Regions from separate parts of the Mus musculus genome. Here region 1 is linked to region 2. Evidence: chromatin loops called from intact Hi-C (ENCODE). Cell type or tissue: heart. All regions are shown on one strand. Each heading gives the region's core, and the rest is flanking DNA. Links, peaks and the distances in the headings are about the cores only. Region 1 overlaps Zfp948 (zinc finger protein 948). Region 2 holds the start of Vmn1r234 (vomeronasal 1 receptor 234).

The links. Peaks named below come from ENCODE experiments on the same cell type or tissue, not always from the same donor. Only the 100,000 strongest peaks of a DNase experiment are listed, where the experiment ranks them.
Region 1: a loop joins it to region 2, with 10 times the contacts of the local background. A loop is called at or near these places in 6 of 42 quality-filtered maps.

Annotation. Positions count from the first base shown.
Region 1 is chr17:21,573,141-21,586,216 of GRCm38, forward strand. Zfp948 (zinc finger protein 948) reads left to right here. Exons shown (of 6, transcript NM_001002008.2): 3 at 717-816; 4 at 9,890-10,002; 5 at 11,640-11,766. The coding sequence starts at 9,973. Among named protein-coding and RNA genes, the nearest start is that of Zfp948, 13 kb to the left of the region's middle. In heart, for the core only: a CTCF peak has its summit at 6,578 (motif pointing left); no DNase peak of the experiment used is centred there.
Region 2 is chr17:21,225,141-21,238,216 of GRCm38, forward strand. Vmn1r234 (vomeronasal 1 receptor 234) reads left to right here and starts at 3,686. Exons shown (of 1, transcript NM_134198.2): 1 at 3,686-4,676. The coding sequence starts at 3,686. The coding sequence ends at 4,675. It also overlaps the pseudogene Vmn1r-ps147. In heart, for the core only: a CTCF peak has its summit at 6,675 (motif pointing right); no DNase peak of the experiment used is centred there.

The DNA.
Region 1 (13,076 bases), core at 2,482-10,481, 350 kb after region 2:
CACATGGGTATAGCATGTATCTATGTAGTAGGATGTTGTGTCTTTTGAGCATATTCCAAGGAATGGAAGAACCGTGTCATGTGTTAGATTCATTTAACTTAAGGGTTTGCTTATTTAATTAAGGACTCTCCATATTGATATCCATAGTGGCTACATTTTTTTCTTCATGTGTTTTTATTCCCAATGCTTCTATTGTTTATGTTGTTGCTGGTTGGGTTGTTGGTAGTATTCTTCCTTCTCTGTGGTAATTAGAGGTTGACTGTCTTACCCATGGATGATTACTTCCCAGTTCTCCCATATTTCTCTTCTTCACAGGCAATGTATTATTATTTCTTGTGTTCTCATGGATAATATTTCTATTTTTCCTGTGTAAATCTTGCTTCTAATTTATTATGTACTATGCTGCTTTAGGGAAGTGAATTGTGTTGATTTGTGACTATCTTGAAACTATATTTGTGACTGTGCACTTATCTCTGCATCAATTTAAGGAGACTATTTTTCTGGATGCAACGGTATGGCTGTCGGTGATTTTTCTTTCCAGCCTTCAAATTTTGTTCTATATTCTCCTGGCTTTGGGATCATTGTCAGGATACCTGGTAGTATTATTGTGCTTGGATCTTTTAATGTGGTTTGACATTGTTCATTAATAGGTTTCAGTATTGATTTTTGCTTTTCTTTTTTTTTTTTTTTTTTTTTTTTTACCCCTTACATGAAAGGACTACAAGCTGGCTATTCATCATTCCTGACAGAGAAATTTAAAGAAGAGAAACAAACAAACAAAAAAAAATGGCTGATTCTCCAGTAAACATGTCCCAGGTCAGTGGTCATGTCCACATTTTTCTAGAAATGTTATATTTTCAAGCACTACAAACCTTAATTTTCTGCTTCTGATAATTTGTTTTTTAACTTTATTATAAAACACATTTGAATCAAACACTGAAAATAATCAGACCCAGTCTACCCAACTGAATGAAATTTTATATTGGTTACATTAGTCATTGGGAACAAAAAGTCTAGAGACTCTCATTTGATTTGATACAAGGGTATGGAATATGAGAAATTCTTTCCCCAAGATTCATGTTTTAGAACACATCAGAGAGTTCATACTGGAGAGAGAACTTACAGATGTACTGAATGTGACAAATCTTTGATTAGGTGCTCTCACCTTAGAGCACACTAGAGAGAAACATACCATTCTAAATAATGTAACATAGCATTTATCCAGTATGCTCTCTGCTTATAAATCCCATGATATTCATAGTAAAACCATAAGAATAAGAAACATGAGAAAGCCTTTAATTAGCCTTTAAACCTCAGAAAATATGAGTCTCAGTTAAAACAATGATTTGCAAATTGAACTGTGTGAAGTTACTTTCTCTCTCTCTCTCTCTCTCTCTCTCTCTCTCTCGTGTGTGTGTGTGTGTGTGTGTGTGTGTGTGTCTGGGTACTTCTCTGCTTGTATTACTGTGTACTACATGCATGCTTGATGCCTGTGGGGACTAAAGGGTGCATCAGATAGATCCCTTGGTGCTATGCTTAAAGGGAGTTGTGAACTGCTATGTGTGTTGGGAGGTGAATCCCAATACTCTCCATAAGAGCAGCCAGTGGTTTTAACCACTAGGCCATCTCTCTAGCTCCTGGGAAAAGCTGTAGTAAAAATATTCATCTTGTTTAGCATCAAAAGTTCATAATTCTAGGCAAGGTGGGACACATCATTAATTCCAGTATTTGGGTGGCAAAGGCAAGATCTCTGGTCTACATAGCAAGTTCTAGGATACCCTGAATGAACTATATATACACCATATCTCAAAAAATAATAATGACAAAAGGTAATTAAATAAGTTTTAAAGACTTCTAATTGTGTTGTAAATCACAAAGGTCATACTTCTGAGAATCCATATAAAGGTATGTCATATATAATCTCCAAGTCTTGCTTCCCATTGAAAATTATACCCACCAAGTGCATTGAATTCAACAAAGCCTTTATCTAGTGCTGAAATTGCTGACGTAAAAGAAATTCATCAAGAGAGAAAACACATAAAAGTACTCTAATAAAGTATCATTTCTCATTCATCTTCAAAATCATCATAGTAGAGTCAAACCTTACAAATAGTAAGAAGATAAGAAAGTGTGAAGATGTAGATGAGATATGTATGTGACATCACAGGCATGCTCAGACAGAGCTTAAAAATCCCCAATTATTCTGGGCTTCCTGGTGTAACCTTTAGTACCTGCCCTCTGGAGGCAGAAGCAAGTGGATCTCTGAGTTCAAGGTGAGCATGGTCTACACTGCAAATTCTAAAACAGCCAGGACTACACAGAAAAATCCCATGCAAGAAAAACCAAAGTGGTTAAAAAAATAAGGAAGAAATCTCTGAAGGTATAAAGAAATTCATTTTACACTACAGAAGAAAAATTGGGAAGTATTAACCAATACTCTAAATTAAAAATCGTATAGCTGCCATTAACAGCCAGTCCTCCCCACACCCCTTGAGGTAAACAAGACTAGAGGATCCTCTGCTAACTATGATGAAATGGTAATCGGTCCTATCTTACACAATTCCTCGTTCTTAGTACTTTCTGCACAGTTATGGGTCTCTTCATTATCCACCTCCTACAAGAAGAGGAGGGTTCTTTTACCAGACTGGAAAGTAGTGCAAACTGTTAATTATAAATCTGAATATTTAGATGGCAGGTTAATAATGTATTTGTTAAGAAAACATCAATAAGTTGTGCCCTTGGATTTATACTTCCAAGACTTGGGTTTTGGCCATGGCATGAATTCATCTCTAGCTCAGGCTTCAAGTTTGGTCAAGAGAGAGGTTAGCTACTCTTAAGCAGTCATGCCAGTATAGCTCCAATGCATACTTGTTACCCAGTAACTTGATAGTGAAGGATATAGATTTCAAGATTGTACTCTCAGTATCTCCAACCCAAAGCTTTAGGTGTCTTCAGCAACTCCATGTACTTATGATTGCCAGCAAAAGGACTGGCAATGGCCTTTTTTGTTTGGAGTGCCTCTGGAGACTCCTTGACTAGTAATCTTAGGCAGATAATAGGTACCTGGTAGAGAGTTTCACTCAGTACCCCTGTTGTCTGGAAGGAGCATCATTTACCCATGTGGGATACTTCTGTCAAAAAGGCTTATAAGTGATATTTTCTTTAACTTGTAAAATAGTCAAATTTCATAAAACTTCATATATCCTTTTGGTTACTCCAGCCATTCTTCCTCCTTTCTTCCTGCCCCATCCCCCGTTTCATATTTAAAACATGTTTTACTTTATGCCCAGTTCTTTCATGTCACATGTGATACCATCCTGTCATTATAAATTTTTTAGTTTGTTTGCAAAATGATAGGGGCCTATGTATCTTCCTTATAGACGTCTCCTTTGGGTTCACCACTCAGCAGCCCTTTCTCCTTTCCACTACTTCACTGTGTACTTGAACCATTCTTCCCCAGTATTCGCCTTCTCTAATTTCATATCATCCATAACCTACTATCCATTCTTTCTTTCTGAGTCTCCCTCTATTGGTCCATTTCTAACTTCCTAGCATCTACATGCAGTCTTATTTCAACAAATAAAACAGAAACATTAAAGCTAAGATGCACATATGAGAGGAAATGTGTGCTGTTTGACTGTTGGGGATTAGTTGGCAGAAGTCTCCATATTTTCCAATTGCCTACATTTACATCCAGATTTCACACTTTCATTTTTATTTACAACTGAATAATATACCATGTTCTATAGATACATATCATATTTTTATAAAAAATTTTTATTTGCCTATGTGTCAGGTGATGGATAACTGAGTTGATTGCAGGCCTAGACATTGTGAATAAAGCAAGAAGAACATGATGGGCAAATGATCATTGGTAAGATAGAAACTCCCTGGATTTGATAGGGAGTAACCAAGATAGGTTACTGTGTATCAGAGTTCTCTAAGGTTGAACCTTTTCATGTTGAAGGATACTCTGTAGAAAAATAGGGTGTTATAGGAAAGGAAAATTAACTGGATGCCTTAAAGGCTAGGGAGTGAATGGGCCATGAACTGTCCAACCTATAGAGACTCTCCCCAATGCTCAGAAATAGGAAACTTAATAGTTTTAGGAAGTCTCAGAAACTGGCAAGATTCACTATCGCCTTTCTGCCTCAAGCTTACATAATTGGCAAGGACCGCTGACAGGGTCATACAAGATGAGTTTTACAGAAGATGCTCAGACCAGCCATGAAGCAGACACTGGTCAAGCTGCCTGGACTCTGGAGCACAAGGCACGCTCATGGAGGAAGTGGCTTATTAGATCACTTCTCAACTCAGGTGAGATGCATGGAACTGCACTGATCCCCAGGTTTCCATCTTTATTATCCATGACTCTCACAGGTGGCAGCTATCATTGAATCCTTTCTGTTTCTATCAGAAACCCCCTCACCCACGTTTTTATAAGTCACCCCAATAAAACTCAGTAATCCACTGGGCTTTACAAATGACCCAGGGGTTAAGAATACTGTGTGTTCCTTTGAAGATTCACTTTATTTTCCCAGCATCCTCACATGGGCGCTCAATCTCTCAGCTCAACTCCAGAATCTACAATGCCCTTTCCTGGCCTCTGCGAGGACGAGGGACACATATCATACACAGACATAAATGCAGACAACACGACTAAAAAAGAAACCACACTGGTTCGTTAAGGTGGACTTTGTTGGTTCCCCAACATTGATTTATTATTATTTCCTTATCTGGGATAAGTAGATGATTGTTCTTGTTTCCACAGGAATAATATCACACATTAGTGCTGTAATTAGGTCACATAGAAGTTTTCTTTCTTTCAGTTATTCATTTATTTATCGGGGCATCTAGACTGACTTCAAAAGTTGATTCTCCAGTTTTTTGGGTTTTGGTTTTTTTGTTTGTTTTTGTTTTTGTTTTTTTGAGACAGGGTTTCTCTGTGCAGTCCTGGCTGTCCTGAAACTCACTCTGTAGACCAGACTGGCCTTGAACTCAGAAATCCGCCTGCCTCTGCCTCCCAAGTGCTGGGATTACAGGCATGCACCAACACTGCCCAGCGATTCTCTAGTTTTTAATATCATGGTGGCTCACAACCACCTATAATGGGATCTGATGGCCTCTTATAGAGTCTCTGGAGACACCAACAGTGTACTTACATGCATAAAAAAAATAAATCTGAAAAAAAGAAAAGCAGTATTTGAGCTGGGCATAGTAGCACATGCCTTTAAACACACATTTCCACAGAAAACCCTGTCTTGAATGAATGAATGGTCCTCTCAAACTTCTATCATTAGCTATTTAACACTGACATACATATGTGTGTAACATACGCATATGGATGCAGAATGTGTGTGTGTATGTGTGTATGTGCATTTGTATGGGCACATTTAATACTGCCCATTTTTACCTCCTACCTCTCCACTATCCTGGTCCACAATTCCAACAGTCACTCTACTGTGTTCATCTCTATTCATACTGCTTGTAATCCAGAGATGAACTGAAGGAATGCAAGGACACAAGCAGGGCTATCTTGTCTGAGTCAACACCATCTGGCCGGAACCTCCCCTCTGTCTATTGCCCCTTGACGCGGGGTAAAGTCATACATCAACTAGTTGCTATGTGAACAAAGATAAGCCCCCAGCCCACAGGAACAAAGTCCTGATGCCCTTTTGCTGACATGTAATCTTTCTGTTAATGATTGAATGAGCCAATCCCATACCTTTGTTGAAATTCCTCGTACCCCTATCCCTTTTTCTTCCATAAAAACCCCTAACTTTTGAGCCTTGGGGCCTACATCTGTTATCTCCTGTGTGAGATACATGTTGGTCCGGAGCTCTGTCATTAAACTACTTCGTGTATTTACATCAAGGCGTTCTGTTCTGTTTGTGATTCTTGGGTGCACGCCGAATCGAGAGTTGAGTGGGGGTTTCCCCACTAGGTTCTTTCAGAACCAGAGCCATTTGTGAGACTGTGGGTTTGGAGCCTGATGTGCTCAGCACAGGATAACAACTAAAGGCCATGACTCTTCTCCTTGAATCTATCCATAGCCAATGTCTGAGAGGTAAAGTGAGCTGTTGTTCCCTTTCCTAGAATGACTGTGGTCTTGTGTGAGGCCAGTACAGATAAAGCCCAGTTGTTGTTGGTTACTGATTACAATAGTTGTATGGAGTCGAGAGAATGGTGTATCTTAGCCTTTCCCCTCTTTCCCTTCTTATTGCATAACCACTTCTTCCTTGGAGTTTCCACAGCTAGAGATGAATGGTGTAGGTGACTTTTTGAGACCTTACTTATTTTATGCATCTGGGACAGCCAAGAGTTTCAGTGTTTACCACTCCGTTAGAAGCAAAGAAAGGAAGAAAGGGGGGGGGGAGAGAGAGAGAGAGAGAGAGAGAGAGAGAGACAGAGAGAGAGAGACAGAGAGAGACAGAGAGAGACAGAGAGAGAGAGAGAGAGAGAGAGGAAGAAACTGTGTTTTTTTTTCTCACTTTTGCACGAGTCACAGAAGTGTAACTTGTTTCTTAGTTTACTGACAAGACCGCCATCTAGTGGTGAAAGTAGTACAGTGGGATGAGTTCAGGTCTGGGCTGATAGCTGTGGGCCAACCACTGGCTACATGAGATTGCTCCCTTTCCCTTCTTCTCGTGTTTGTTTTTGGGGGATGGGACTCTGGCACCTGATTTTAGCCTTTTGTTGTTTGGTATCCAGTATGTGACCGAGAGGCTGATAGTCAGATAAAGGTCTGAGGTTGCCTATCTGGTATCTGAGGATTCAGAACTCACAATGGGGGTCAGATAATGGGATGCAGCATCCTACCCAATCCACTTGAGTCTAGGCTGGGAGCAAGCACGCAGCTGTGCAGAGCAAGTACAGGGCAGCTTGGCAGCTGAACCTGTGTTGAAGGAAGCATGAAACTGAGTAGGAGGGATCAGTCTCCCTGTGGCATATTGGCCTAGTTTAGAGGAAGGGTATAGTGTAGGTGGGGTTAGTGGAATGAAGCCAGGGAAACTGGGAAACAATGTGTGTTTTTCATAGGCAGTGGGACTAAAGAGTCAAAGACAGAAGTATCAAGAACCTGATTTTGTACTGAGCTCTTGGGGGGGGGGGGGCTGCATCGTGGGCAGTCATATAGTGGAGACCTGACTGCAGAGGACTTGAGGGGGTGGGGGTAGGAGGTGGGGGAGTAGGGGTACCTCGGGACCAAACACTTCCCTAAGCTGCAGGTGCCAAGTGGGTCATCCTGGGAGACTCAGCAGTCTGCAACCATATAGATGGGAATAGATGCACTGGGTCCATGAGCCTCCTAGATCAGAGGAACTACAGGAACAGGCAGGAAGGGAGGAGAGAGTGATCATTTTCTCTATTGTTCATAAAGATGACAGCTCTCTAAATTTTTGCTGTCAATAAATTTTCAATAATATTAACTGGAATAATACTATTTCTAAATCAATCTTATGGCTGCTAGATATGCTTATAAGAATAAACCAGTAGAATATTTGAATTTATCTGTTGATATTTGCAACGCGGTCTCTTTGCTGTGGTGGAAAGGACAAAGCTTGAAATTTACAATCATCCATTATAATATCTGTGATCTACCACTTCCCTATTCAAGAGAGTGGCATATGTACCTAGGGACTTGGATTTCCTGAGAGCTTTTAGATAGGAGTCATGAAAGGAACTCCTGCAAATTTAATTGAATCTAAAATACAGTTTGTGAGTTCTACAGGTATGGATGTAAATACTAACTTTTAAAAGTAAACTGTCTATCCATCATTAATTTTCCATCTGAAACGTATGTAATCTGTGATGTAAATACAGTGTTGTAAGAAGTGTGCAACCAGATTTGATGAGGCTCTGCTTTTATCTCAGCACTCAAGAGGCAAAGGCAGCTGGGTCTCAATGAGTTGTAGGCTGGCCTGGTTTATGTAGTATTTCAGGACAGGCAGAGCTACATGGTAAGACTCTGTCTCAAAAATCAAGGAGAAAAAAAAAGTAACTACAAGAAAGAGGGGGGATTGAAGGAAGGAAAGAAAGACAGAAAGAAAGAAAAGGAGGGAAAAAAGGAAAAAAAGAAAAAAGAAATGTGTCTTGTACTGAGTTCTTAATGTTGTAAATTAGAGTCTGGAAATCACAGTATGTTCTTTGAGGGAATCGGGTCACAGTATTTTCACAGTTAGAAAGGATGTTATAAACCAGTTTGTGGTGGTGGCACACACTTTTAATCCCAGCATTCAGGAAACAGAAGCAGGTAGATCTTGGAGTTCTCTGCCAGTCTGATCTACAGAGTTTAAGGACAGCCAGACTACACAGAGAAACCCTGTTTTGGAGGAAAAAAAGAAAGAAAGGAAGAGAGATAGGAACAAAATTAAAAGGTATCATATAATAGAAATAATATTATGAAGCATCTTGTGAATAATTATGATAACTCAACTATATCAAAAAAGCATCTGCAATCTTCTTGTCTTCCTGATTCAACAAAAGCATTCTGCTCATGGACACTTGGACACATGGCCAAACCGTTACATAGAAGTCACCATGTAGGCCAAGCTGACCTGGAATTCACAGATTTCCACCCACCTCTATCTCTTCAGTGCTCACATTAAAGTTGTGCACCAGCAGGAATGTTCAAACTGTTGTCTTTTATTTTGTGGTCTGTTGACAATCAGTGGTGTGACTGTGGTTTGGTAGAAAATATATGGCTTGTGTAGAGAACATTGTCAGCCCAAGGAAGTTTCATTTACACTTCACATGTGTATGCTTTCCCAGACTGATATGTATGGTAGACATATGTTATGGTAGGATAATACCATAATTTCTCATGAGTTTTTAGAAATCTTTTCTGTTATGTTACTCTTGCTGTGTTTATATCTTGCTCTTCTCTATAAATAAATGCCTCTCATACTTTTTCCATTTTCTCCTTAAGATCGTTCATTCCCAGTTTTACTTTTCTGGTTAGTGCAGTTATTCCAGGTTGTGAACTCACATTTGAAGATTTGGAGGGAGGAACTTTCTATGAAAGAGAACATGCAGTATCTGTCTTTTGGGTTTGACTTATTCCACTCAGTGTGATCTGTACTAAGTCCACACATTTACCTGCAAATGTCGTGACTTCAATTTTCTTTACACTTCAATAATATTTTTTAGTGTACATATACATTTTTACTTCTCAATTGGAGGACATTTATGTTCTTCCATTTGGTACCTGTTATGACTCTAGCGTCAATGTGCAATGTTGAGCGCATATCTGTGGAGTAGGGTGTTGAGCCCTTTGAGCATATTCTAAGGAGTAGAAGAACTGGGTTACATACGAGATTTATTTAACCTGTGGGTTTGTTTATTTAACTGACAATTCTTTATATTGATTTATAGAATGGCTATTATTTTGTTTATAGTGTTTTTATTCCCTATGTTTTTTTTAAATGTTGTTGCTGGTTAGAATATTTGTAGAATTCTTCTTTCTTTAATGTGAGAAAGAATGGCTTGCACCTTTGAGTTTGGTTGATTACTTCCCTATTCTCCTGTATTCATCTATTCTTCATATGAAATGTATTATTTCCCATGTTCTTCTAAATAATTTCTCAAATTCTCCTGTGTATGTGTTGCCTCTAATTTATTATGTGCTATGCTGCTTTAGTAAAATGAATTGTGTTAATTCATGACTATCTTCAAATGCACTTCTGTCTCCCTCTTTCGAGAGAATATTTTTCTGAGTGCAATAATATAGTTGCTGGTGTTTTTCTCTCCAAGTTTTAAATATTTTTCCGTGCTCGCCTGGCTCTGGGATTACTGACCAGACACCAGGTAGTATTTTGTTGCTTGGGCCTTTTTATGTGATCTCCCATTGATTTTTTTTTAACAACATTCAGTATTAATTTTACTTTTCCAGTTTGACCCATTGATATTAAAGGACCACTAGCCAACTATTCATTCTTCCTCAAAGAGAAAATCAAAGAAGAGACACAGAAAGAAATGGCTAAATCTCCAGTAAACATGTCCAAGGTCAGTAGTAATTTCCAGTCTATTTCTAAAAGTGTTGTAGTTGGATACAAGACCTTAATTTTCTGCTCCTGGTAATTTTTTAATATTTATTTTGAAATTGTTATAAACAGACCAACAAAATCACAAACTTCAATTCAGCAGACCTAGAGTCTAGACAACACAATGCATTTTTATGCAATCAATATTCACTAGGAACAGAAGCTCTGGAGCCTCAGATGTGATTTTATATTTTCACTATCGAATATATGTTTGTGTACTAATCCAACACCAGACCCCCAAAAAATTTGTGACAGAAGTAGAACGAAGGAAAGCACTTAGCTTTTTTTTATAACAGGTGGTCATTACCTTCATGGCAGGTATATGTGGCTTAATTGTGCCATGAAACTGATGTTCTTGAGTGTAGGCTGAGATTATATTTTACTTGTATTTATTTCTCTTTGGTGTTTAATATCATGTTAGTGTTGATGTGTCTACATGTTTGTTAGCACCTCATATCTGTTTATCTCAGGAGAATCACACACTTGTCTAAGAAGTTCAGTGGTAACTTTCCAGAGTAGAGAGATCAGTATTTTTTACTTTTTTTCTTTTCTTTTGTTTGTATCTCAGACAACATCCCACCTAGCAGAACACTTGGGCTTGACCTCATTGTGTAGAATTATGTGGAATGCATCCTTACAAATGTCTTATGGGCATTGACTGATGGATGTGAATAAGTTGTTAGTGACATTTGATATGAAAAAAATACTCTCATCGTGGTTTTGCTCTAGTTACTTTTTACTTGAATGATAGCTATTCAATCCTACCTTGCAGCTGTAGGGTTCTGAAATTGTTATTTGTCTAAGATGGCTCTTTTACATGCTCAGGAAAAGTTTCTATCATGTTAAATGCGGCTAAGGCAGATTTTTCCATCTGCTTGTTAGTGGTCCCAATAGCTATCTATCTGTATCTCTATCTCTATCTCTATCTCTATCTCTATCTCTATCTCTATCTCTATCTCTATCTCTATCTCTGTCTCTATATAGTTGATTTATATGTTACCCTTAAAATTATCAATATGTAGTATTCTTAACAAGCTTGCTACTGTGGAAAAATAACATAATTCTTTGCCTAAAAAGGACTCATGAGTTCTGCCTTCCATACCTACCCCTTTGCTTTTTAATCATGTGGTGTTAAATATTATAGTTTAAAAATCATACCTGAGCCTGTTAGAATAGATTATGTCAAGGCCCAAATACAGAGAAGATTGACTCAGTGTATGCATTTTAGGATGATCTTCAGGCAGAGCATTTAAAAGCACATTCCTCATCATGACCTGTCCTGAGACAGGAACATTGTGATCCTGGGGCACATGAGTTCAGAATACATAAGAAGTAGATAACTATGTCAATATTTTAAATTTGTGTCTTGTTTCTTGGATACTACTTATAAAACATGTCATCCTCCTTTCACAGAGTTTGAACATTCACTACAGAATGTGACTAACTATACTGGAAATCATTTTTTGATTGTTTTAAAAATTTTTTAATTTTTTGATGGTGTCCAATAACAATGTTCTTCACTCATCTACATTCTGTCTCTGTATATCCAAGAAAGCATTCTACCTTGTAACACTAGTCAAAGTGTAACTTTTTTTTCAGCATCTGTTAACATTTCGAGATGTGGCCGTGGACTTCTCCCAGAAGGAGTGGGAGTGCCTGGACTCTGCTCAGAGGGCTTTGTACATTGACGTGATGGTGGAGAATTATAGCAACCTGGTGTTTGTGGGTAAGAACATTTTTCTTCTACAGTTCCTAACTCTTCCTTTGTAACTACTGACTTTATAGCTTGTAAACTCTCTAGTAAGCAGCCATGGAAAAAAAAACAAACAAACAAACCAGAAGTCTAGGTAGTGAAAAAGAAATTTTCCAAGATAGCCAGATTGCACCACTATTATGAGCAACTATGAGCTGGAGAAAGTAGAGACAAAGGAAGCATAGTGTTTGTGCACTATGAAGAACTGGAAGTGGAGATCTGATTGCAGCAAGGAACAGCCTGATGTGAGAGGCCTGTGCTGCCTGTCACCTGAGGCCATGGTGATATCTAGGCCTTGTCTTGGTTTGTGGCCCCACTGGCACTATGGGTCTGTATCAATGTCTGCAGCCCATGTGTCACTACAGGCCATATGGATTTTTGTGGTCTGGGCTGCTCCCTGAGGCCATATTGATGTCCTAGGGACTTTCTAAGCTGGCTCTGCCTCTTATCAGCAACCTCCTGGTGGTGCAACCTAGACTTTTACTTGGGAGAGCTTTACCTGCTCCTCACCTAGGCAGCAGAGGAGGGCTGGCCTACATGGCATGTGTGTGCAGAAGAACTGGAGGGCCGACTACCTTAGTTACTACCCAGGAAAAGTTTCACGACATTGATTTAGCTCATCCCAATATCTACCCCATTTATGAACTGCTGGAACATGTGGAGGGGCCAGTCCTATTGAACCAAAGCTGCAGGATTTCAGTGACTCATGACAACAGCAGGATATCTAAGAGGAGCCTCTACAAGGGTCCAGAATTGGTGGTGTAGAAAAAGCCAGAGACCTAGAACCAGACCAATGACTCATTGCCACAAATATTTGCAAGTAAAACTGTTGATACAAGAGCAGATTGTTGGCCAGAGCAATGGCTAGATTTTTTTTTTAATTTTAAGTTTTATTTTTTATTGTCTTTTGAGGTGTAGGTTACAAAGGTGCAAGGTAGATTGGGAAGGTTCTGAAAACAAGTGGACTTGGGGTGCGTGATGTGAATTTCCAGAGAATCAGGGGGGAACAAAAAGAACTGTTAAGTAAAAGAAAACATTTCCATGATATTTACTTTTTTTTTTTCATTTACCATTTTAGAGGTGCCATGTACCCTTGATTTTGATTTGAAGATTCATTCAGAAATTCAGTAGCACATACTGTTTCCACCCATATCTTAAAGTTCCATAGCCATCATTGCAATTGACATTGTTTTACTTGTAAGAAGAACTCAAGATGTGCAAACTGAAAATTCTCCCACAATATGCTGCAGATTGTAATTGGAAATAGTAGTTGAGAATTCATT
Region 2 (13,076 bases), core at 3,327-11,326:
CTCTCCCCAAGTTATTTGCTGTTTAAGTCTGTCCCAGGTTATTTCTAGTCCATTAGTCTGTCCTCAGGATGCACTTCTTCTGGTTCATTTCATCTAGTGGAGACCTCCTGTTCTTATCTTCTCCTTTTTCCTCCTCTTCTCACTCCAGCGTGTTCCCTACCTGTGACCCACGAGCTCAATAACTACTTACCTCTATTCTACCTACTATTGGCTGTAGCCATTTTACTTAACCAATAGCCTTATACTGAGGAGCACAGTTTAAATAACAATGTCAGGTTCACACAATCTGGGTACAACCAAATCGTGGTGTTCACAATTTAGTATTTATATACAACAATCCCCAACAGATTCTGGAACAGAACCTAAGCCCCGCCCCCACACACAGAAAGTCCTGGGGTACTACCAATAGTATGTATATGAAATACCTGACATATACTGGGGGGTTGGTGTATGATACCAATAATCTTCTTTGTTGATATTACTACCATATCCCCATTTTCCACTTACAGACAGGGGAACCATGATATTGAGCATCATGATCAAGACATAGTAGAGGAGCCTGGAGTCGCCTACATACTTGACAGTTTTCACCTCAAACGATGCCAATGGAGAGGCATAGAGATGGCCTGAAGAGGCAGTTGCAGCCAATGAGCACACCACTTCCCAATTTCTGAAGGTAGAAATTTAATTTACATCCAAAACTTCTAAGAAAATTTCTTAACTTCAAATATGACATCACTTCATGTATTTCTCTGGAGGGAATGACTAAGATTCTGACTATGTACCTGTGGGTGAGGATTCCATCTATGTACTTAAGCACATATTTTGTTAAATAAAGGAAGAGGGAATGCCAATGAAGAAAAACTATCTTCTAGTATCCCCATGGGTATCCCAATTATAAGATAAATAAGTTTACCTCCTCAGGGAAGTAAAGACATTCGTAGCTCATTGCCATGCCATCACATGTCAGACCTCAGGATTTCCTGCTTGCTCTCTGTGAGATCTTGCTTTCCTCTCTGGATTAAGAATTACCAGATCAACTTCAACAGTAACCTCTTAATAGAGAAGAATATTAAATTGGCCCTTGTTTTCTATCATTGCTATCAGTGGCAAACAATTTTCAGCTAAGTTTTTTTGTTTCTCAAGGCTCTGTGTCCATTGCTATTGCAGATGAAATAATAATTGCAAGACTGAGGGGAGAGGAGATCAAAGATTAACAGATTCACATTTCAGGCACTGCCCACCATTTAAGGCAACAAACTTACCAAGACTAGAGCACTGAGAATACAATTCTAGAAGAGATAGAGATGTGATTTTCTAACACCTGTCTGGCAATCAGAGTTTATGAAGAAAATACACTAACAACATTCTGGTAAGTCATCACCTGAGTAAAACTGGATCTGAGACTTAAGCTGTTTCATAACAGAGAAAGCAGAATTGCTCCTGAGCAAAGGAAGCACAGCAGCAAGAGACATGTGATTCTAGACATACCCTGATTCTCATGACTGAGCATAAGCTTCACTCATAGAGGCCATTGCCACCTAATCCAAATAGCTATGAAATCTAGTTTTCAAAGTGATCCAGGATTTTTCTTAATCAAGTTTGTTGAGCCTCTAGGACAAGAATCCTAAACAATATTTTCAGAGTTATTAACACTGTACCTATACTCTGCCAAGGTTTGTTTACAAGCTTGTAATGAATATGAAGGAAGTGTCTAGGTTTGTAGAAAAGTGTCTTTCATCTGCGTTATTATTCAGACTTTTTGGAAACTGACACTTTTTTTTTGTTTGTTTGTTTTCCACCTCAAGTGTTTATTTCAGGCAGTGGAATCTAATCCACTAAGCAAGGACAAACACAGCGCACAAAGTACATTAATAATCACGATAGATCAAATTGTATATTGAGTACACATTAACCATAATTTACACATAACTATTCAGTAAGTGCAGAAACACAACTCAGATCCAAAGCAGTCCATTGATGTGTTCTTTAAACCCAGATCGAAAACAGAACACTGTAGGTTGACAGTAACCAGTTCTTTTTTCATTAAATAAACAACTAGTTTTATGGGGGGGGAAATTACAAGAACTCAGCAATGCTGAAGTCTAGTTTGTTTGGTTTGAACGTTACCAGAAAGAGGAAAGTCAATAAGAAAGAAAGGCCTGAGGGAAGAAGGATTGTCAAGCACACGACAGTGTTAAGTAAAAGAGAGGTGTTAAGGGAAAGCAGACTAGAGTGAGGAACAGAGGTCCCTGGCAGTGTGGCCTTGCAGTAGCTCTCAACCAAATTCCCAAGGAACACTTGCTACTGAAACTGACACTTTTATGCACACCGAGATACTTTCTGCACATTCATTACAAACTAGAAATCAAGCCTTGATGGAATATGTGTATAATGTTAGTAGCCCTGAAAAATCTAGTTTAGGATTCTTCTGGTGAAGTGTCAACAAGAATGATTAATGAAAAGCCTGGATAACTTTGAAAACCATGAAAATGAGTCAGGTAAGTGAGATACTAGTAGTAATCATCCGGATAACATTCCCATCTCTAACCAAGAGTCTATTTCTGTCTGTAGCCTTGGTGAGGACATTCAGCAAGAGCTAACACAAAAGTAAACAGTTTGTAGCATCAATTTTCATGGGAGCCACAAAATGTTTTCATCGATTTAAGATGTTCTTTGTTGATAGAGAAGAATATGTGAACATATGAAGTCTCAGAAGACTCCTTTGTTTTCTTTTTCTGGTTACTTAATACTGGTGAAAAAAGTAAGGGCTGATAAGTACACCCGATGAAATGAGTTCTGAAAAAAACTATATCATACGGGACATGCCTGGGTTACAAACATTCAAGTTTGTGTACATAAACTGTTATAAAAATCAGAATGAAAACCTGCTTCAATGCTACTAGCACTACTAAGCTCAGCTAATGACTGGTACATCAGTTCATCCCAGGAAATAAGCATTGTATTTATTCCTTTCTATACATTTTTGCTATTGTGTGATTTCTTTGTTTTATAAGGTGATGCTTTGACCACTGATCAACCAACAAGTCTTGTGATTGTTTGATGTGCTGTTTTTCTTTATATGAAATAAGTGAGTTCTAGGTCAACACCTTTGACTCATGCTGCACTTTATTCATTGCAAAGACATATAATCTTTCAGGACCCTGAGTTTTTTGATAGAATAGCTTATGCACTTCTATCAACAGATCTCAATGTTCACTAATAATTTATATTGGTCTATACCATTAATATTCACAAACCAATGGTTACTTGAAATAGAAAGAAATCATGAAAGTCTAGCCACATGTGACACAATAGGAACATAAGAAATTAGAGGCAAATACTCCACAAGTATACCTGAAAAGCCCAATAAATAACTAGAACTAATGGAGCATGTGAAATGGTTATACACCCAAAATATCACCACCTAGCCAGATATGCCTCTCAGTATCCTGAAACAAGCAAAATTTCTAAATCTCAACTATACTGTATGTAACTCAGATTCCTTCATCTTCACTGATAACCCATTAAGTAATAATATATACCTTATAGGTTTAGAAGGGTCAACTAATTATACATTGTTTTTCTTAGAAATCTAGGATCTATACATTTAAAAAATCACAGTGAATCACTTATTAATTCTAGTGAGAATAACTTGCATGGCAAATGCCAGGTTTTAAGTAACATGAAGCAAGTAGTCCATGCCTACCTCCTCATGCAGAATCCTCGGGATCAGGCAGAAGGGTCTCATCAAATCACTTCTGGTGATATGGCTATAGGGGTTATTTTGGTATCACAGACTGTTGCTGGAGTTTTGGGCAATTCGTGTCTCCTCTACAATTATATAGTGCTTTACTTCAAATCATACAAATTAAAGCACATGGACTGGATTTTGATGCACTTGATTGTGTCCAACTTCTTAACTCTCCTATGTAAAGGTGTTCCACAAGCAATGGCAGCTTTTGGTTTTCAATGTTTCTTCAATGATTTTGAGTGCAAACTACTTTCCTACCTTCATAGGGTGGGAAGAGGCGTGTCATTCGGCAGTGCATGCTTATTGAGTGTCTTCCAGGTCATCACTATCAGCCCAGAGGATGCCATTTGGACAATCTTAAAAAAAAAAGCACCCAAGTGCATCAGCTCTTCCCTATACTTGACTTGGATTCTATCTCTCCTTTTTAGCATTGTTTCCCTTAAGTATATGTCTGCAAAATTGTGCAATGTTAACAACACAAATCTCAAGGACTTGGGTTACTGTTCTTCTCTTTCTTTTGACAAAACTGCTGAAGTACTGCATGCAGCACACGTGATTATCCCTGGTGCTGTGTGCATGTTTTTCATGCTGTGCTCCAGTGGTTCCATGGTTCTCATTTTGCACAGGCACAGGCAGAGGATGGAACATATGATTAGGAGCAATATTTTCCCTAGATCCAGCCATGAGTCCAGAGCAACACAAACCATTCTTCTCCTAGTGAGTACCTTTGTATGTTTCTATACACTCTCCACACTTTTAACTATTTGTTTAAACTTTTTAGTTAATCTTACCTGGCATCTAGTGAGTATCCATGCAATATTCTCAATGTGTTTTGCTTCTGTAAGCCCCTACTTGCTCATGAGACATGGTTCCAGCACATCCATCCATTGCTTTGCTTGGGTAAACTATCAAAAATCCTAAAGGTCATCCTATGTATTCCAAACACTTATGGAATTCTGACATTAATTATCATGCTCAGAGAAATGTTTGTATTCAATAGGAATATTATTATATTTTGTATAACAATATTTAGTGCTAAAGGTATGTGTATGTTTTTGCTTGTTTTTTTTCATATAAGAACAAGTCAGCACATATTTACTGAAATTGTGTTTACTATCCATCAAGAAATACCACTGGAAGACAGCACAGAACATATCAATCACAAGGTATAGAAGGATGCAAATAATTGTGAATTTTAGAAACTGAAATAATGATAACTACAACAATAACAAATTGCTTTCAAACAAAATGCATTTCATATTGGCTTTTCTTTCTGGGGCATGAGTGAAAATGAAAATAAACTGAAATTCTTTCATTGCTCTCCCTATGTTTCATATTAGTGGTGTTAGTTAAAATAACCTTGTAACTAATGCCCACAATATTTCACTTGAGTCCATGCAATATGATTTTGTCTTGCTGGAAATTGGGTGGAAATATGGAGGGTGCTCATCACCATGTGATATATGCTTTATGCCATCCATACAACTTTTTTGTTTGTTTGTTTGTTTGTTTGTTTGTTTGTTTGTTTTTGAGACAGGGTTTCTTTGTGTAGCCCTGGCTGTCCTGAAACTCACTCTATAGACTAGGTTGGTCTCTGCCTCCCAATTGCTGGGATTAAAGGTGTGCACCACCACTGTCCAGCACAACTTTTTTCTATATGTGGATTTTCACTACTTTTAATTGCTTACATAGTGATGTACACATAATTGGAATTTAAATTAAATGCATACTACGGTTGAAAACAGTCAAAATCTAAAATAATTGAATGAGTATCAAAAATGTTAAATTAGGACATGACAAGCTTGAATTCCTTTCCTAGATTAAATTTTCAGTTATTAGTTTGTATCTCTGAAGCATTCATGAATGTCAGTTTTCTTGTTGTTAAGAACATTTCCCAGTAAAAGTACACTGTGCATGGAACTTCAACCTTGGAAATGACTATTCCATTTTCCATCATGCTTTTCCTTGGTTAGAATCAAGATCTCACAGGTGGAGTTGTTACCTGTACTGTGGCTGCAAAGAACTGGGTCTGACAACAACCAAACAAGCATCAGGAAGGAATTTCAGGGATTTTACCTCTCAATACAACTTTCAGCCAAGGATTAATTGTGGCTGTTTGCTACTGATTGTCTTCATAGTACAGTAGATTCCTCTAAATTGAAACATTCTCTCAGGAAGAAGTATGGGGGAGATGAGGTCCCTGGAATCAGGAAGAAGACAATTTTTCCTTGTCTGTGAAAGAAGAAACTTGCAAGGATCGCAAGATCCTCTCTTCAGTGCTATTAAACAATAAGTCAACTGTTGTGGGTGGTGGCTTCTGTTTCTTTCTGCCTAGAGGAAATTGGTAGACAGGTGAGAATTCTAAAAAGCCATAAAAAAGCTTCAGCATGGCCTTTTCAATCTCTGTGTTTCTGTTAGTGATGTAGTTGCTTTTCTTCTCTTCCTGTTACTGTTGTGATGGCTAACAGAATACTTAAAGTTTAAACTTACTTTATGAGAAGCCACAAGGTAAAAACGCTTCCATCATGAAAGTTCCTAGCTTATACAAGGTATAACCTGGCAGCCGATTCCATTTTGTCTCAGACACTGAAGACTATTCGAAAAAATTGTCTGCTATGCTTTTTATTAATTATTTTATTTATTTATATCCCAAATGCTGTATCCTCTCACAAAGTTCGTCTTCCCATCCTCCATCCTCTTTGCCTCTGAGACGGTACCCAACCCTGGTATCCCCCTACCCTAGTTTATCAAGTCTTTACAGGATTAGGTGTATACTCTAGCACTGAGACAAGGCAAGGCAGACCTCTGCAACATATGTACCAGGGTCTATGGTCCAGCCCATGTATGCTCTTGAAAGAAAGATGAAATTTCAAGACCTGTAAGTCATATAAAGTACTCAGAAATTGTGGAAAGCCGCAATATACATGCCGTCACTAGATGGTGCTAAACCTCCATCGTGCCAAACCGATCTCTCAGTTTAGATTGAGCTCATGGTGCACAGCTGCAAGAGCAAAAGCCCGCCTAAAGTCACCAGCCCATTTCCGGGGCACCTGTCCATCTCCCTGGGCACTAGCCCAACCCCTGGGGGCTTTAGCCTATCCCCAGGGGGCATGAGTATCGTGGGTGTAGCTACCGGTCCTAGTTTAGACTCGTCACACCTTAAGGGTATTTAAGCCACACACTTTCTGAGCCTTCTTTGTCTACCTCAATATTTTATGAAGTAAGTTAACCACGGAAGAATCTGGCGTGTCCTGTGTTTATTTCCTGCGGGACGGGGATAAGCTCAGGATAAGAAATTGCTGATTGTTTGTGAGCCTAGAGGCTGCCTGGGGCTGAGAACAAAGAAGAACAAACCCAGGCATGCCCCCATCATTAAAGCATTCCTGGGAACAGCTTGGCCATAAAGATAAAGAGGAATGTCAGGACATAACAGGGCTATCTGAACTGAGTCAACAACCATCTGGCCCGGCACCTCCCTCTGCCCATTGCCCGTTGGCACAGTTTAAAGTCATAAATTAACCAGATACTCTGCTAGCATTAAAAAAAAAAATCCAAATCACAGAACTCTGACACCCTGGCCTGCACGTATTCTTTTGCTGACATGTAATTTTTCTGCTGATGTTTGAATAAGCCAATAGTGTGTCACTATGCTGAATTCCCCACCTCTAAGCCTTTTACCTCATAAAAACTCCTAGCTTTCGAGCCTCAGGGTCAAATCCTCTGTCTCGTGCTTGAGATACTTTTTGACCCGGATCTCTGCCATTAAACTGCCTCGTGTGTTTGCAGAAAGAAGGATTGTCATGTTTCTTTGGGTGTGCTCTCTCTCCTGAGACTAGAGTGGGGGTCCCCGAAAGGAGGTCTTACACTCTTAGGTTGGTGACTTAGTCTCTGGGACTTCCCACAGGTCCAGGTTAGTTTACACTGTTGGTCTTCCTGTGGAGTTGGATCCCCTTCCGTTCCTTCAATCCTTCCATCTGGGTTCCTGATCTCAGGCCAATGCTTGGCTATGAGTATCTGCATCTGTCTCAGTCAGAAGCTGTTTGAGTCTCTCAGGGGACAGCCATGTTACGTTCCTCTGTACAAGCACAATACCGCATCAGTAATAGTGTTAGAGATTATTGCTTGCCCATGAGATGGATCCCAAATTAGGCCTGTCACTGGTCAGCCATTCCATCAGTCTCTGCTTCACTTTTGTCCCTGCAATTCTTTTAGACAGGAACAATTTGGGGTTGGCAATTTTGTTGTTCTACAAAAGAATGGGTCACAAGGATAACTGCTATTTCTGCTTTTGTAATCAAGGTTGCTTACTCTACTAAAGTGTAGCCATATGTTTTTTTTCCCATGTAAGCCCTGGATTGCTATGGCATTTAAAGCTGGGTCTTGGCTTGTTCTGAGAATTAGGCCCTACACCAGGAAACATAAATTTTCACTAGTTTCATTTTGGTGTCAGAGTACAGCTACAACAGTTTTCTATTTTGTGGGATAATTTTAGAAGGGCTGTTTGTTCTTCTTTCTCAGACATGGTGAGTCCCTTTTAGTCTGAAGAAATTAAATAGTGACACTGTTTCTGAAGAAACATGAGCAAATATCTATTTACCCCGGAGAGGAAACAAATTTCAGAACAAAGTTTTAGAATTGTGTTTAGACTATTTTGTGATAGGCTCTTCCTGGGGAACTTAAATACACATAGAAAGCAAACCCACAAAAATCCTTGTATCTTGGAAAACAAATTGATTTTTTTTTAGGACCACTAAAAGAAGTATGGAAAAGGGATTGCTTACAGTGTTGTGGTCTGGAGTCATTCAGTGTTTCACCAATATGACAACAAAAAGCTTTAGAATCCTTCTAAGTCTATGATCACCTTCCTCATGATGGAATGGATATTTCAATTCAGAGGAAACAGTAAAAAACTCATTTCCTTTTTTCTAGCTCTTATTGTATTTCTCCCTTTCTTATTCAGTATAGCAGCAATTTGGAGGAGTGATGTGTGTGAATATATATATATATATATATATATATATATATATATATATACACACATATACACATACACACACACACACACATACTTGTATGTGTGTTTCTGAAGGTCATACAGGAGGAACAACAAACACCTTTAAAACTCAAGGAATATGGCACATTAGTTAGCACAACTAAGATAGGTATGCCTCAGAGGCACATTCTTGAGTACTATGTATCCAGTGGCCTTTGTGTTCTGGAGTTTTTCTCTGCTTGTTTCTTTCACATCCAACTTAATGTAAGAATTATACAAAATCTGTAAGTGGTCTCCATCCCTTCACTGAACATTATCATTGGCAATTACAATAATGATACTTGAAAATTTTCAAGCATTGCTGCAGGAGCAAATTAATGACTCAATCACCACCCCTGTAAAGAACATAGACATGTAGATTGTTAGTAATGGCCATCTCACTTAGTATGCATTTGGAAAGATAAAATTGTTAGTGAAGTTAGTTAGGGTGTTTTTGCTAGTGACTGTGAAATAGAAAATCTTAGGGAGAAATTTGAAGTTCAAAAATGCACACTCTCTTTTTAAAAAAAACTTTTTATTGAAGATTTTATTTATTTATATTTCAAATGTTATCCCCTTTCCTGATTTCCCCGCTGCAAATTCTCCATCCCATCCCTCTCCCCCTGCTTTTATGAGGGTGATCCCACCCACCCACTCACCCACTCCAACCTCACCGCCCTAGTGGTACCTTACACTGGGGCACAAGCCTTTACAGGGCCGAGGACATCCCTTCCCATTGATGCTAGATAAGGCCATCCTCTGCTACATTAGCAACTGGAGCCATGGTCCCTCCATGTGTAGTCTTTGGTGGTTTAGTCCATGGGAACTGTGGGGAAGTCTGTTTGGTTGATATTGTTTTTCTTCCTATGGGGTTGTAAACCCCTTCAGCTTCTTTAGTCCTTCACCTATCTCCCTCATTGTGGTCCCCGTGCTCAGTCCAAGGCTGCAAGCATCCTCATCTGTCTGTAAAGGCTCTGGCAGAGTCTCTCCGGGACATCGATATCAGGCTCCTGTCAGCAAGCACTTGGCATCAGCAATAGTGTCTGGGTCTGATGTCTGCATATGTGATAGATTCCCAAGTGGGGCAGTTTCTGGATGGCCTTTCCTTCAGTCACTGCTCCACTCTTTGTCCCTGTATTTCTTTTAGACGGTAGCAGTTCTGGGTCAAAGTTTTGGAGGTGGGTAGGTGGCCCCATTCCTCAACCTGGAGGCCATGCTGCACCACTGGATGTTGGCAGCGATCCTGTTTGAATATTAGCTGACTTGTCAGCCATAAGTGCTTACTTACAAAGTCTTGGCCTCTGTGGGAAAGTACTAGTCCACCTGAGTACAAATAGACACAGATCTGGAAGTCAGCAGAGAAAAAAATAGCTATCAATCTTGTAGATAGATGCGTAATAACCCTTTCTGCTCTGATCTTCCTGCTGAACTATTTACCCAGTCACTATTCTGTTCCTGGGAATAGGTGCATTACCCAGAGACAAAGCAACCCCCCTACATTCCCCTCCTGTTCCTATGAGTATATAACCTGTGTGGGAAAAATAAAAATTTGTCAGCTTGAACAGAAACTAGTCTTGCTGTCTGTTCTTTGTGTTTCTTTGTGCCCCATTCTCTTCCAGGTGGCCCCTCAAGTCCCTGTTCGACTGTCCTGCTGGTCTGGACAACTGGATATGGTCTCTACAGGTTCTCCCTCCTCTTCATTGGGTATTTCAGCTAATGCCATCACTGTTGGGTCCTGGGAGCCTCTTTCTTTTCTGGTGTCTATGACTTTCTGGTGGCTACCCCAGTTCCCCATCCCCCATTGCTACACACCTCTGTTCAATTTCCTGTGCATTCACAGAGAGCCTCTGTGCATTCCCCCATCCCCTCTTATACCTGATTAGACATCCTTTTCCCCATTTCCCTCTATTTCTCATAAGTCCCTCCCACCCTCTACTTCCGTAATTATTTTGTTCCCTCTTCTAAATAGGACTGAAGCATCCACACATACTCTTAATAGTTGACCTAGAGACATTTTGAGGTCAGGGAACAAAACTATTGGAAGACTAACTAGCACTGGCTAATGTGAATTTTACTGAGACAGGCCTGTCAACTTAGGTGGTAATTAATGTCTTGATACATTTTTGCCTCAGCTTCCTTGTGTGATATATTAAAAGTCGATGATGAGTAGATGTGCATTCTTATGACTTAAAGAAGAAATGACTATTTTTTTATATAAAAGTTTAGATTTGTGATTCATTTAAGATTTTTATAAATCACTTTATAAGTTAAAATTACATAATTGATTCTTTCTTTGTAACTGTAATTTCCTATCTGCTGGCAACAGAAATTGGCAACTGAAAAAGTTACTTTGATTGCTTACACTGTTAGCCTATAACAAGTTATTTAGATATGAATGTACTTGGAGTCTTGAGAAAAATTTGTTTTCTTTACTTCTGCTATGTAATGTGAAAGTATTAGGGAACATACTGTTTTTCACACTTATTCCCTAGAGGAAAAATAAAATGGGCATTTTAATGTACAAAATATATATCACATTGTAATTCTATACTGCTTGCCAGATTTTACTGGTACATATAAGCTGTAGGAAAGAAAAAGCAGTGGCTCGAGCCTACTCGTTGGAGTTTGCTCTATCCACTCATGATGTGAATGTGTATTTGTATGTATGTATGTATGTATGTATGTATGTATGTATGTTTGTATGTGTCTTAGTCAGGGTTTCTATTACTACACAAACATCATGACCAAGAAGCAAGTTGGGGAGGAAAGGGTTTATTTGGCTTACACTTCCATGCTGCTGTTCATCACCAAAGGAAGTCAGGACTGGAACTCAAGCAGGTCAGAAAGCAGGAGCTGATGCAAAGGTCATGGAGGGATGATCTTTACTGGCTTGCCTCCCCTGGCTTGGTCAGCCTGCTCTCTTATAGAACCCAAGACTACCAGCCCAGGGATGGTCCCACCCACAAGGGGCCTTTTCCCCTTGATCACTAATTGAGAAAATGCCTTACAGTTGGATCTCATGGAGGCATTTCGTCAACTGAAGCTCCTTTCTCTGTGATAACTCCAGCTGTGTCAAGTTGACACAAAACAAGCCAGTACAGTATGTATGTATGTATGTATGTATGTATGTATGTATGTATGTATGTATATATGTATGTGTACTGGCTAATTTTGTGTCAACTTGACCCAAGCTGGAATTATCACAGAGAAAGGAGCTTTAGTTGGGGAAATGCCTCCACAAGATTCAGCTGTAAGGCATTTTCTCAATTAGTGATCAAGGAGGGAGGTCCCCTTGTGGGTGGTACCATCCCTGGGCTGGTAGTCTTAGTTCTATAAGAGAGCAGGCTGAGCAAGCCAGGGGAAGCAAGCCAATAAAGAATATCCCCCCATGGCCTCTGCATCAGCTCCTGCTTTCTGACCTGCCTGAGTTGCAGTCCTGACTTCCTTTGGTGATGAACAGCAGTATGGAAGTGTAAGCTGAATAAACCCTTTCCTCCCCAACTACTTCTTGGTCATGATGTTTGTGCAGGAATAAAAATCCTGACTAAGACAGTACATATGTATGTATGTATGTATGTATGTATGTATGTATGTATATGTGAAGTTGTTGACACTTGTTCTTTAGAGCTTGCTGGTTAGAGCTTGTTGAAGTTTGCTTCATTCATCCAGTATGTGTGAGTGTGCATGTGTGTGTGTGTGTGTGTGTGTGTGTGTGAATCTTTCTACCTTTTTTTCTTTTAACTGGCATTTTGCAGTCCTCAACAAGTTTTTTCTATGACCTATTGCAAGCCCGCAAAGACTTTTTCACCAGTTTCTTGCAGCTCCTAAAGAAATTCTTTCTCAACTACCCAGGGAGTATTCTTGCTGGCCTATTCAATTGCCAGCACTACACCCTGCCTCAGTTTACCCTGGTCTTTGACAGCTGTTCAATTTTGTTGATAGTAGGAAACTACTTCATGGCAGCACTTCTTCTCAGAAACGTGGCATGATATCTTTTGAGACCAAAAACTAACCATAGCACACACCACACTAGTAGTTTCTCTCCATGAGTTAGCTAATACCAAAAGTAATATTTGGGTGAATATACAAGAGTTTGAGCAGCATTTTGAAAGGCCCATCATATCTCATTGACAAAATAACAGTGCTTCTGTCTCCACTGAGGTCAATGCTCTGGATAGCCAAAGGTCTTTTCCATGGTTTCTTGTGTAAGATTGGGTTATATTTGGGCCTAAGATTATGTAGGCCCCAAATCCAACCAAAAATCAGTTGTGTGCAGAAAAACAGTCGGCA